Regions from separate parts of the Homo sapiens genome. Here region 1 is linked to region 2. A link is an interaction called in ENCODE POLR2A ChIA-PET data of the cell type or tissue named here. Cell type or tissue: K562. All regions are shown on one strand. Links, peaks and the distances in the headings refer to the core of each region. The heading gives the core; the rest is flanking DNA.

Evidence for each region. Peaks named below come from ENCODE experiments on the same cell type or tissue, not always from the same donor. Only the 100,000 strongest peaks of a DNase experiment are listed, where the experiment ranks them.
Region 1: POLR2A ChIA-PET joins it to region 2 with 36 read pairs; 34 of 35 experiments call an interaction of 5 or more read pairs at or near these places.

Annotation. Positions count from the first base shown.
Region 1 is chr12:54,335,058-54,340,431 of GRCh38, reverse strand. All of the region lies in intron 1 of COPZ1 (coat protein complex I subunit zeta 1), which reads right to left. MIR148B (microRNA 148b) reads right to left here and starts at 3,216; the gene lies at 3,118-3,216. In K562, for the core only: CTCF peaks have their summits at 2,812 (motif pointing left) and 3,803 (motif pointing left); DNase peaks (open chromatin) are centred at 2,433, 2,941 and 3,771; H3K4me3 peaks cover 266 bases.
Region 2 is chr12:54,283,804-54,289,177 of GRCh38, reverse strand. It overlaps HNRNPA1 (heterogeneous nuclear ribonucleoprotein A1), which reads right to left. Exons shown (of 11, transcript NM_031157.4): 9 at 5,211-5,366; 10 at 4,861-4,920; 11 at 2,091-4,629. The coding sequence ends at 4,865. Among named protein-coding and RNA genes, the nearest start is that of HNRNPA1, 5.8 kb to the right of the region's middle. In K562, for the core only: CTCF peaks have their summits at 2,848 and 3,542; a DNase peak (open chromatin) is centred at 3,047; H3K4me3 peaks cover 4,783 bases.

The sequences.
Region 1 (5,374 bases), core at 76-5,075, 51 kb before region 2:
TCCCTTACCTCAACTTGGTCAGATTTTGATATTTCCCATTGAGAAAGACCCAGGGTAAGTAAACTGAATTGACAGAGAAAGCATTTAAACAAAGGATTCCAAAGTACCATCAGAGAAACAGTTTCTCTGACTCACAGGGGGCTTAATCAAGAGAGGTCATGCTGTTATTTCCAAATATTATGGTACAGTTATTTTCCAAATTACCCTCTCCCTTCCTGCTCTCCCATGTACAGGTGGCTATAGAATGTGACCAGATTAATTAAAAGGCACTGAACAAAGCCATTTGAAAATAGGGTTGAATGTCCTAGTATACTTGGAAGTTTCTGCAGTCCGAATGCAGTAGCAATGCAGAAGCATAAAGCAAGCCTTCCCTAAACCACCCACACACTAAGCAGAGGGAAAAGAGCGTTTACACACACACACACACACACACACACACACACACACACACGCACAGGCACACCAGTTCTCAATGCAGCCTAGTAAAACAGCCATCTTCAAAAACTCTCCTATGTTCTCCAATTCTTCCACTATACCTTAACCACTACCACTTAACTTCCAAGGACAAAAGCCAACCTGAATTTTGGGGGAGTTAAGAAGCAGTGAGAAGATGATCTATCTGAGAAACACTCTGGGGCCTAGAGTGAGTGAGCAAGAGGGTAATTTTTTTTCCACTACCAAGAATCAAATAAGGAATCACGGCCTCAGTCTTAATGGTTCTTCTTCAACTGTAAGTATATCACTTGCAAAACCTGTGGTGGTCTGTTGCTCTCCTCTACCACTGCAACTTCAAGGGAGCCAGCTAACTAGGAGAAGGAAAATCGCAGGAGGCTGAGGCAGGAGGATTGCTTAAGGCCAGTTCAAGACCAGCCTGGGAAACACAGGGAGACCCCCCATCTCTACAAAAATAAAAAAAATTAGCCAGGTGTGGTGGCGTGCATCTATAGTCCTAGCTACTCAGGAGGCTGAGGTGATAGGATCTCTTGAGCCCAGGAGTTTAAGACCACGCTGAGCTAGGACTGCGCCACTGCACTCCAGGCTGGGTGACAGAGTGAAACCCCATCTCTAATTGATTGAATAGAAAAAACCAAAAGTGTGGAGAGATAGTGATGTGTGCATGAAAGGTATTTGCAGCCTCACATTCCTTGACTTTCTTTTTTTTTTTTTTTTTTTTAAGAGAAAAGGTGTCACTGTATTGTTCAGGCTGGTCTTGAACTCCTAGGCTCAAACAATCCTCCCACCTAGGCCTCCCAAAGTGCAAGTGTGAGCCACTGCGCCCGACCTACATTCCTTGACTTTCTAATCAACATTACTTACCATTGATATCCCTTGTGCTGAGACAAGGCTGTTGCTTTGCTACCTCTTTCCTGGCCTTATTTAAGAAACCCACAGTCCTCACAGGAGCCAAACACAAAAGTATGTGTTTGACAGATATCCAAGAGTGAGGAGGAAAAAATCATTGCCAAGAACCCAGAAACTGCAGCCTCTACAAACATAAATTGCCTCATGAGGCTTCAGGAGGTTTATGGTTCCATGCAAAGAATCAACCCTGTTTGCGGGGGCAGAGGAGGGCAGTTCAGAATGGAAGTAAAAGGAACCCAGTCTTTTGACAACAAGGTGATGAGGAACATAAGCTTTCCCTACTTGAATTCTTGAGGACTGCAATTTTTGTTTTGTTCGCTGGTTTGTCCCATTTGTCCAGAACAATGCCTGACACATACTAAACTCTCAATATTTGGTGAATAATTCAGAGAATAAAGGAAGTTTGAGAATAAAGTTAAAATACCTTGACGCAGTATGCATCTAAGGGACTACTTATAATTAGACCTCCACATATAAGTGGATTTTCTGATGTGGCCACTTTGGGTGATATTACTACCAACTTTATCCCTCCTCTGATAAACACTCCTTAGAGATGTCCATCCTGTATATATAACACTCTGGAATAAACAAGGCATGAGTAACTCCTCTCTCAAACTAAAGAACTTTGTTGCCTAGTGGAGGGAAGTCCTCTAGAGTCTAGTCTTAAAAGGTCACAAGTAGAAGCAGCTCTCCTAACTCCTAATTCCTCACAGAAAGATCTTCCTGTAAAGCAGGCTCAGTTCTATAACAACTTGGGTCCTCAATTCCAAAAGGGAGACAACAATGGGAATGAGTTTTCTTAATGGAAGAAAAGAAGTCCAAAAGGAACAAAATTTAGACGAAATCATTTTTTCCCACAACCTTTTCCTGGAAATCTTTGGCTCTGTTCCTCTATCCACATTCACAGCAACTTTAGAGAGCTGCCCATTAGTTTAAGCTGGGCATTAACCTGGCATAGGAAACTGGTTCTTGCAGCCATAGAGTTTGGCATCCCTAGAACCCAAAGAAAAGCAAAGCCCTAATGGCCCCCAGCCAACTGGGAGAGTCAGACAATGTCCTTTGTGGCCAACAGGGTGTGAGTGCCTACAACAGCCACACCGGCAAAGAGAGAACATATCCCTGGGTTCTGCTCTTGGTTCTTTTCACTGGCTTCCTAGAAGACATTATCAAAGAAACCCCAAAAATAGAAACATTGGATCTTCCTGGGAAGAATAAAAGACAGGCTAAGGAGGACAAGGATAAAGACTAGATTTGACATAGAGCTTACTGGAGCTCTCAAAAGGGAAAGAAGGCATTACAGAAAAGGCTGGTCATTTCAAACTTCCAAAGGAGGAAGCATACTAAATAAAGCTGAGAATTTAGGCAGGCGCTTAAATGCCGCTTCAATTCTCCATTCTGCTACAGCTGGAGCCAGCAGCTTCTTTACTTCTCCTGCCACCTCCTGACTGCAGCTGGTTCCACTTCAGCCTGGGGCTTTTACCTCTCAGGAGTGGGGAGGGCTATGCCATAAAACTAGCCAGTTTAAAGGCCCCAGAAGTCATTACTGATAATGTAATTTCATTTTAAGTTTTTGCAAAGGGCAAGTTTATAAATAACTCCCAGCTACTGAGAAATGGGCTTCCAGGACAATGGACTAGGCTTGACCTTGTAACACATTAAATGCTGACTGTTGAGAAAGACCTTATCAGCTTAGGGCCACACTGAAAGAATTTAAAAGGTCTATTCTTCCCTCCCACTCCCAAAATGGGTAGCTGCTAGAAAGCTTTCGAGACAAAGTTCTGTGATGCACTGACTTTCAGAGAGCCACAGCCTGAGTGTATAACAGAACTTCACCTCAAATGCTAATCGTGCTTGGAAATGATGTATAGGCAGATTGTTTTGTGGGAGATTGGGTGACTTAGACAGATTTTCATGTATTTATGTTTTTATTATCAAGAAAACAAGAATGCTGTCCTCAAGACAGGTGAAACACCACAGAACAAGCAACTAGGCTGCTGCAAATGAATCTTTGATCTCAGGGGCTTCTTTTTTTTTTTTTTTTTTTTTTTTTGCGACAGTCTCTCTCTGTCACCCAGGCTGGAGTGCAGTGGAGCAAACTCCGCTCACTACAACCTCCACCTCCCGGATTCAAGTGATTCTTGTGCCTCAGCCTCCCGGGTAGCTGGGACTACAGGCACACACCCCCATGCCCAGCTAATTTTTGTATTTTTAGTAGAGACGGGGTTTCACCAAATTGGCCAGGCTGGTCTCGAACTCCTGACCTCATGATCTGCCTGCCTCGGCCTCCCAAAGTGCTGGGATTACAGGCGTGAGCCACCGTGCCCGGCCTCAATCAGGGGCTTCTAAAGCCTGGTGAAAAGCATCAACATCTCCAAGAACTCTCTCCCCTAGCGCATAGAGGACTAGAGGGAAAGAGTCATTCCTAGTGCTGCCCCCTGTGGGCCTTCTCGGTGACCTGCAGCTTCCACAGGATTACAGTCATAAGCAAAAATATTTTTCAAAGGCAGCTCTGGATAAGAGCTTTTTTTTTTTTGAGACGGAGTCTCGCTCTGTCGCCCAGGCTGGAGTGCAGTGGCACGATCTCAGCTCACTGCAAGCTCCGCCTCCTGGTTCAAGCTCTCCTGCTTCAGCCTCCCGAGTAGCTGGGACTACACGCACCTGCCACCATGCCCGGCTAATTTTTTGTATTTTTAGTAGGGATGGGGTTTCACTGTAGCCAGGATGGTCTCAATCTCCTGACCTCGTGATCCGCCCGCCTCGGCCTCCCAAAGTGCTGGGATTACAGGCGTGAGCCACCGCACCCGGCAAAAGCTCTCTATTTGTGTGTCTTGTAGGACAAACTAGTAGAGATGGGCCCTGAAAAATAAGTGAATTAAGTCTGTTCACAATGTATATAGTAAGAGAACTCTTTGGGGTAAGATCTTAGTAAGCCACCAGAAGACTGGGAGAATATGTTTGGGGAAGGTAGAGAGGATACTTGGAAACTATAATGAATTATTTGATTCATTTAGGGGAAAAAACCAAGAAGCCTCTATGGAGGGAATTACAGGATGCCATCTACAGAGCTGAAAGAGCACAAATAAGAATATGGAGGCCAGGCGCAGTGGCTCATGCCTGTAATCCTAGCACTTTTGGAAGCTGAGGCAGGAGATCACTAGAGCCAGGAGTTCAAGACCAACCTGGGCAACACAGTGAGACCCTGTCTCTGCAAGAACTTAAAAAAAACAAAAATTAGCCAGGCATGGTGGCATGCACCTGTAGTCTCAGCTACTCAGGAAGCTGAGGCAGGAGGATCGCTTGAGCTTGGGAGTTCAAGGCTGTAGTGAGCTACAATTGCGCTACTGCACTCCAGCCTACACAAAAGAGTGAGACCGCCTCAAAAAAAAAAAGAAGCTGACTGAGATCACTAAAAAGTTCTTCATTGTCTACTTAAAAATAAATCCTTCCAGCCTGGCCAACATGGTGAAACCCTGTCTCTACCAAAATTACAAAACTTAGCCAGGCATGGTAGCAGACGCCTGTAATCCCAGCTACTCAGGAGGCTGAGGCAGGAGAATCGCTTATACCTGGGAGGCAGAGGTTGCGGTGAGCTGAGATCGCACCACTGCACTCCAGCCTGGGCGACAGAGCAAGACTTCAGATCAAAAAAAAAAAAAACATTCCCTAAGGCCATACCAAAAGGGCCTGATGTGGCATTACCCTGATGTGGCAATGGGTCTTGGTGAATTAAAAACTGTAACAAGATTCTCTTGTCTCAATCCTGTTTATAAAGTAAAACTAAGAAGGTAAAAACTAGAAGGAGAAATTCCTAGATACCACTCCCAGCTCCAAATGGCTAAGTAGGTATACTTCCTGACTCTGTGCCAACACTTTTTTTTTTTTTTTTTTGACAGAGTTTCACTTTGTTTCACTTTGTTGTCCAGGCTGGGGTGCAGTGGCACAATCTTGGCTCACTGCAACCTCCGCCTCCTGGGTTCCAGCAATTCTCGTGTCTCAGCCTCCTCAGTAGCTG
Region 2 (5,374 bases), core at 104-5,103:
ACCTCAAGTGACCCTCCCGCCTAGGCCTCCCAGAGTGCTGGGATTACAGGTGTTGAGCTACTGTACCTGGCAATGTTTCCACATTTCTTTCTTTTTTTTTTTTGAGACGGAGTCTTGCTCTGTCGCCCAGGCTAGAGTGTAGTGGCACGATCTCGGCTCACTGCAACCTTTGCCTCCTGGGTTCAAGTAATTCTCCTGACTCAGCCTCCAGAGTAGCTGCGATTATAGGCGTGCGCCACCATGTCCCGCTAATGTTTGTATTTTTTTTGGGCAGGGGGGACAGAGTCTCGCTCTGTCACCCAGGCTGGAGAGCAGTAGCGCGATCTCGGCTGACTGCAACCTCCGACTCCCCGGTTCAAGCAATTCTTCTGCCCCACCCTCCTGAGTAGCTGGGACTACAGGCGCCCGCTGCCACGCCCGGCTATTTTTTTGTACTTTTTTAGCAGAGACGGGGTTTCACCGTGTTGCCCAGGCTGGCAACCCGCCCACCTTGGCCTCCCAGGTAGGATTACAGGCATGAGCCACCGCGCCTGGCCAATTTTTGTATTTTTAGTAGAGATGGGGTTTCACTATGTTGGCCAGGCTGGTCTGGCACTCCTGACATCGTGATCCACCCGCCTCGCCCTCCCAAAGTGTTGGGATTACAAGCATGAGCCATCGCGCCCGGCCATCTTGTTTCCACATTTCAAGCTGCAAAGGCAGGGGCTTGGGCTAGCTGTTCAGAAATTTAATTAGTTTACCTAAGAGACGTCAGATCCCCCTGCTCTCATGAAAATCACTAGTGAGGTCTTATACACACACATACTTGTTCAGCGTGCTGACCTAAACAAGGTGGAACATAGTTTGAAAATAGAGCAATCTGAGTTATATGATCCAGTGGTTGCAGGAACTTGGGACAGGATTTTATCTTCAGCCTATTTCCTCATTTAGAAAATAATGGAATTTACTTTTCACAGTATTATAATAAAGTATATAGCAAAGTACATGGACTGAAACAATGTTTCTCTTCAATAGGAATGCTTTTAGGAAACTATCCTTAGGAGTTTTCCTTTCCCTTCAAGGAAATTTGATTGTCTACAATAAAAACCTCTAGCAAATGCCAAGTCACAAACTGAGACCCCTGACATTACTTCCCCCAAGTATCAAAAGGCTAATGGAACTTAGTCCCATATACAGTTGTTTCAAAACAGCATGGGTGTTAAAAGGCAAAAATTTCCCAAGAATCCTACCTCCACTTTTGTTAGGCTCAAAACTGAGGCTGGATAAACTTTCCTTGAAAATAACAGAAACAGTTTAGTGGCCAGGCACGGTGGCTCACACCTCTAATCCCAGCACTTTGGAAGGCCAAGGTGGGCGTTTATTACCTAAGGCCAGGAGTTCAAGACCAGCCTGGGCAATACGGTGAAACGCTGTGTCTCTACTAAAAATACAATTAGCCAGGCACCTCTAGTCCCACCTACACGGGAGGTTGAGGCAGAATTGCTTGAACCTGGGAGGCAGAGGTTGCAGTGAGCAGAGTGTCACTGCACTCCAGTCTGGGTGACAGAGGGACACTTCGTCACACACACACACACACGCAAGAACCTAAGCATTTGCTAGAGGGTACAATTATTGCTTCCAAAATAGTCCTTACATTTTTAGGCTATCTTTGAGAGGCTAAGTCTTGCCTCTCATTCAGTTCACTTTCTTACTCCTGGCTTGAGAATTCTACTGAAGTATGAGACAGCTGGCCAATAAGCCCAACTTGTTTGCCAAAGATGAAATCCATTATGTCCTTCTGCAACAGATGGTGAGCGTAAGTCCCAATAGAGACATACTGAGCTCAATGGCAGTGCTACAACTTGATTTTCCCTTGCCAGGGGAGCTAGAAAAAGGACATGCTCAATTGGATCAATAGTAAAGTTTACTTATAGTGAGCCAAGAATTACTCCTGTAGTGAGAACCCATTTCTATTTTCATTAAACCATGAAGCTGAATGGGATGAATCTAAATATAGAAATTCACATTAGAATCAACCATATCCTCTCTAACCTGAATTTCAACATGTTATTAACCATAGATATCACAAAGGAGGACAAAACAAGCAGAACTAAGTTAAATACAGTTTATTAAAAAAAAAAACCCATTCACAAAATGGAATTTGAGCTGCAGAACAGCTCATGTAAACTGCATGGCAGTGATAACGAAGTACAGTGGCTCAGATAAAGGTCTTCACAAGGACGTTCCTGCAAAAGGCAAAAGAGGTTGTAAAGTATTCATATAAGCAGAGGTGAATGACTACACAGTTATATCCACTGTCACTACTGGGAATACCTGGTTGGCTAATAACTCTTTTTGCAATTGGATGAGATTACGAAGTGTTTTGGTTTAAGGTACAGCTTGTCATTCTTTTACTTTGGGAACGCAGGGCATTCTTTTGCTGAGCACTAATTTGTAAAAACTTACCTTTCTGCCACGAACTTGGACAGATGAGTTTCTGTTTTTAAGAGCTGATAAGACTAGTAGCAGACTCCTCCCTAGAAAAGTAAACAACCTTTAGAACTAGCTCTAAGACCAAGTCCCATCTCAAGCTAAACCCCCCATACCTCCCATTAATAACCCACCCATCCCCCCACCATTTGGGGAAGTCTATTACTTTGAGCCATTATTTTAAGGAAATGGGTCAAAGGAAGATAAATAAAAGGGCAAAAATTTATATTCACAGTACAAATAATGTGCTCACTTCCTTCAACTGGGAGCCATCAATAGGGTGTCAATTTAAAACAATTCATCTCCAGAAAAACCAAGTTCAGCTTAACTGGACTAGTTTTGGCTCAATATATTAAGAAAAATGTTTAACAGAAAACTGGACTTTAAGTAACTATATGGATGTAAGTAAAATCTGTTCTTACCTACCCGCATAGCAATAAAACCTTTCCTCCTGGTTCTGACTGCTAGTCCTAAGAGTCAGGTGTGCCTTACTCTTGTCTGCCTCCTTCCTTGCGATGATCACTGATATTTCACTCCCTCCTAGCTTTCATGGAGCGTGCCGTGGCCTGCCCCTGGCTTATCTGTACTCCACATACCACAAGTGTCTACTCTCAGCTGTAGAGTGTCTGAGCTCGGAGCCATTCGCGCTATACTTGCTAGCAGTTCCTAGTAGCTGAACATCTCTCCTGGATCTTTAAAGGCATTGTCACGAATCCTGAGGTATCTGCAAACTCCCTCAATAGTTAGGGTTCCACCTGCTATTGCAAACTCAGCCAGTATCATGGAACTATCACCCATGCTTTCCCACCCACCACCACCTCCCACCCACCTCCCACCACCCTCCTCCTCCCCAAACTTCCAACACACCCATGGGATGGAATATACAGTCCTATTGATAGACAAATCTCTATGCTACTAGGTACAATAGCACTGAAATTGAGAGAGCACCAAAGGTAAGGCTCAAAAGAATCTATGTACAAATAACACATTATTGGATATTAACTGTTAAAGGTTTAGAAATCATTTTCTATACAATTAACATTTTAGGTAGGTTGTGTGACCCCTTGTGCCATAAAGGGAAACTGCAGTTAACATGAAATTATGTAGAAAAATTTAGTTTCTATTGGTATGGTTTGAATCTCCAAATTAATTAGTATAGTTAACTGATAGAACCTCTGAAGGCCCACCCAACCAGAACCCAGTCAAACTGCAGTTTTCCTTTAATGTAAGCCTATCTTTACGTTCATTAAAATGCTTTCTGATATTAGTTATTTTTAAAAGGCCTCCCAGACACTTCAAATCTGCGGATTTATGGAGCGGCATTAGCCAGCAGCTAGTTTCTATTCCCTGGCAGAGCTTTGAACTTGAATTGTGATAGAAGCATTCAACATTATTATCAGGGGGAGTGGGTAGGGAAAGTCCAAATCTCTGCCAGTCCCAAATCCATACAGTTGTCATTTCATTCAAGAGAATTAAATCGTTTATTGATTACACATGATAATGGATACACAAGCTTCATTCCCATCTATAATTTTATCTGGTACCATTATTCAATTTAGATATATTGCATAGGATGTGCCAACAATCACTTTTATAACCATTCCATGATTTTGCTTGGGTAATCCCTTTTAATGGTGAACTTCAGGTCACAACAGTAACTATCAGTTCAACTACACCAAGGTTTCCGAAGACAATGGCTTCTCCACCCAAGCAGGTTGTATATAAATTCCAAATAGAACCTGGCATCACCCTGAAGGAATTCTAACTTCACACTGTTGGGGAAATTTACCAAGATGGCTTAAGAGTAGACTAACTTTACACAGCACATTAAAAAAAAGACATTTATTCAGCGTCACGATCAGACTGTTACATTTAGCAATCAACAGCATGGGGTGCAAAAAAAAAAATCTACATTAAAACCCTTTGTTGGAATGCTTTACACTTTCCACAGAACAGAAACTAAAATAACCTGTTATACAATTAGTCACAAATACAGTCCTCGAGTTTTTTGCCCATACACATGAGTATTTGTCTAAAACATGTCTTCTTTGTAGCAGCTAGGCCCTGCCACCACTGTGCTTGGCTGAGTTCACAAATCTGTTGTAACCTGTAGCTTCCCTGTCACTTCTCTGGCTCTCCTCTCCTGCTAAGCTTTGTTTCCTGTTGAACAATATGGAATAAAGTTGTTAATCTAAACATATTAAGACTCAAGGCTACAATCCAATATCAAGTTTGTTTCCCACAAATTTTGCTGATCTGAATATTAACTTTATATCCACAATTACTGCAATTATAATGTTAACTATGTTGCACTGCTCAGCTACATTAGGGTTATTGGGTTCATCAGCAATTTAAAAAATTATGTCAACACACAAAAAGGTGCTTACTTACCTAATTAAAATCTTCTGCCACTGCCATAGCTACTGCTGCTGCTGGAACCGCCATAGCCACCTGAAAAGTACAATTTTTCTTTTAAAGTTTCAAAGTGCCAACAGTAATGTTTTCATATTTGGGATAATAAAAGTTAAATTCAAGTGTCTGGCCATTTAAAAATGGCCCTACTACAAGGGAGGTGGTAAAGAGGTCCCATGATTTTTCTAATTTGTGATCAAATTATCACTTTCTGAAGGTTCTAAACTATAAACGTTTTGCTGCCCAGACATAGCAGTTAAAGGGCTTTCTTCCCAGCAGTAGCTACAGACACTCTTTTGACATTATCCAAAATTACATAGATACCATACCTTGGTTTCGTGGTTTTGCAAAGTATTGGCCTCCACCGCCATAGGGGCCAGAGCTTCTGCCTCCAAAATTTCCTCCCTTCATGGGTCCAAAATTTGAAGACTGATTGTTGTAATTCCCAAAATCATTGTAGCTTCCACCACCTCCAAAATTGCTTCCTATGAAT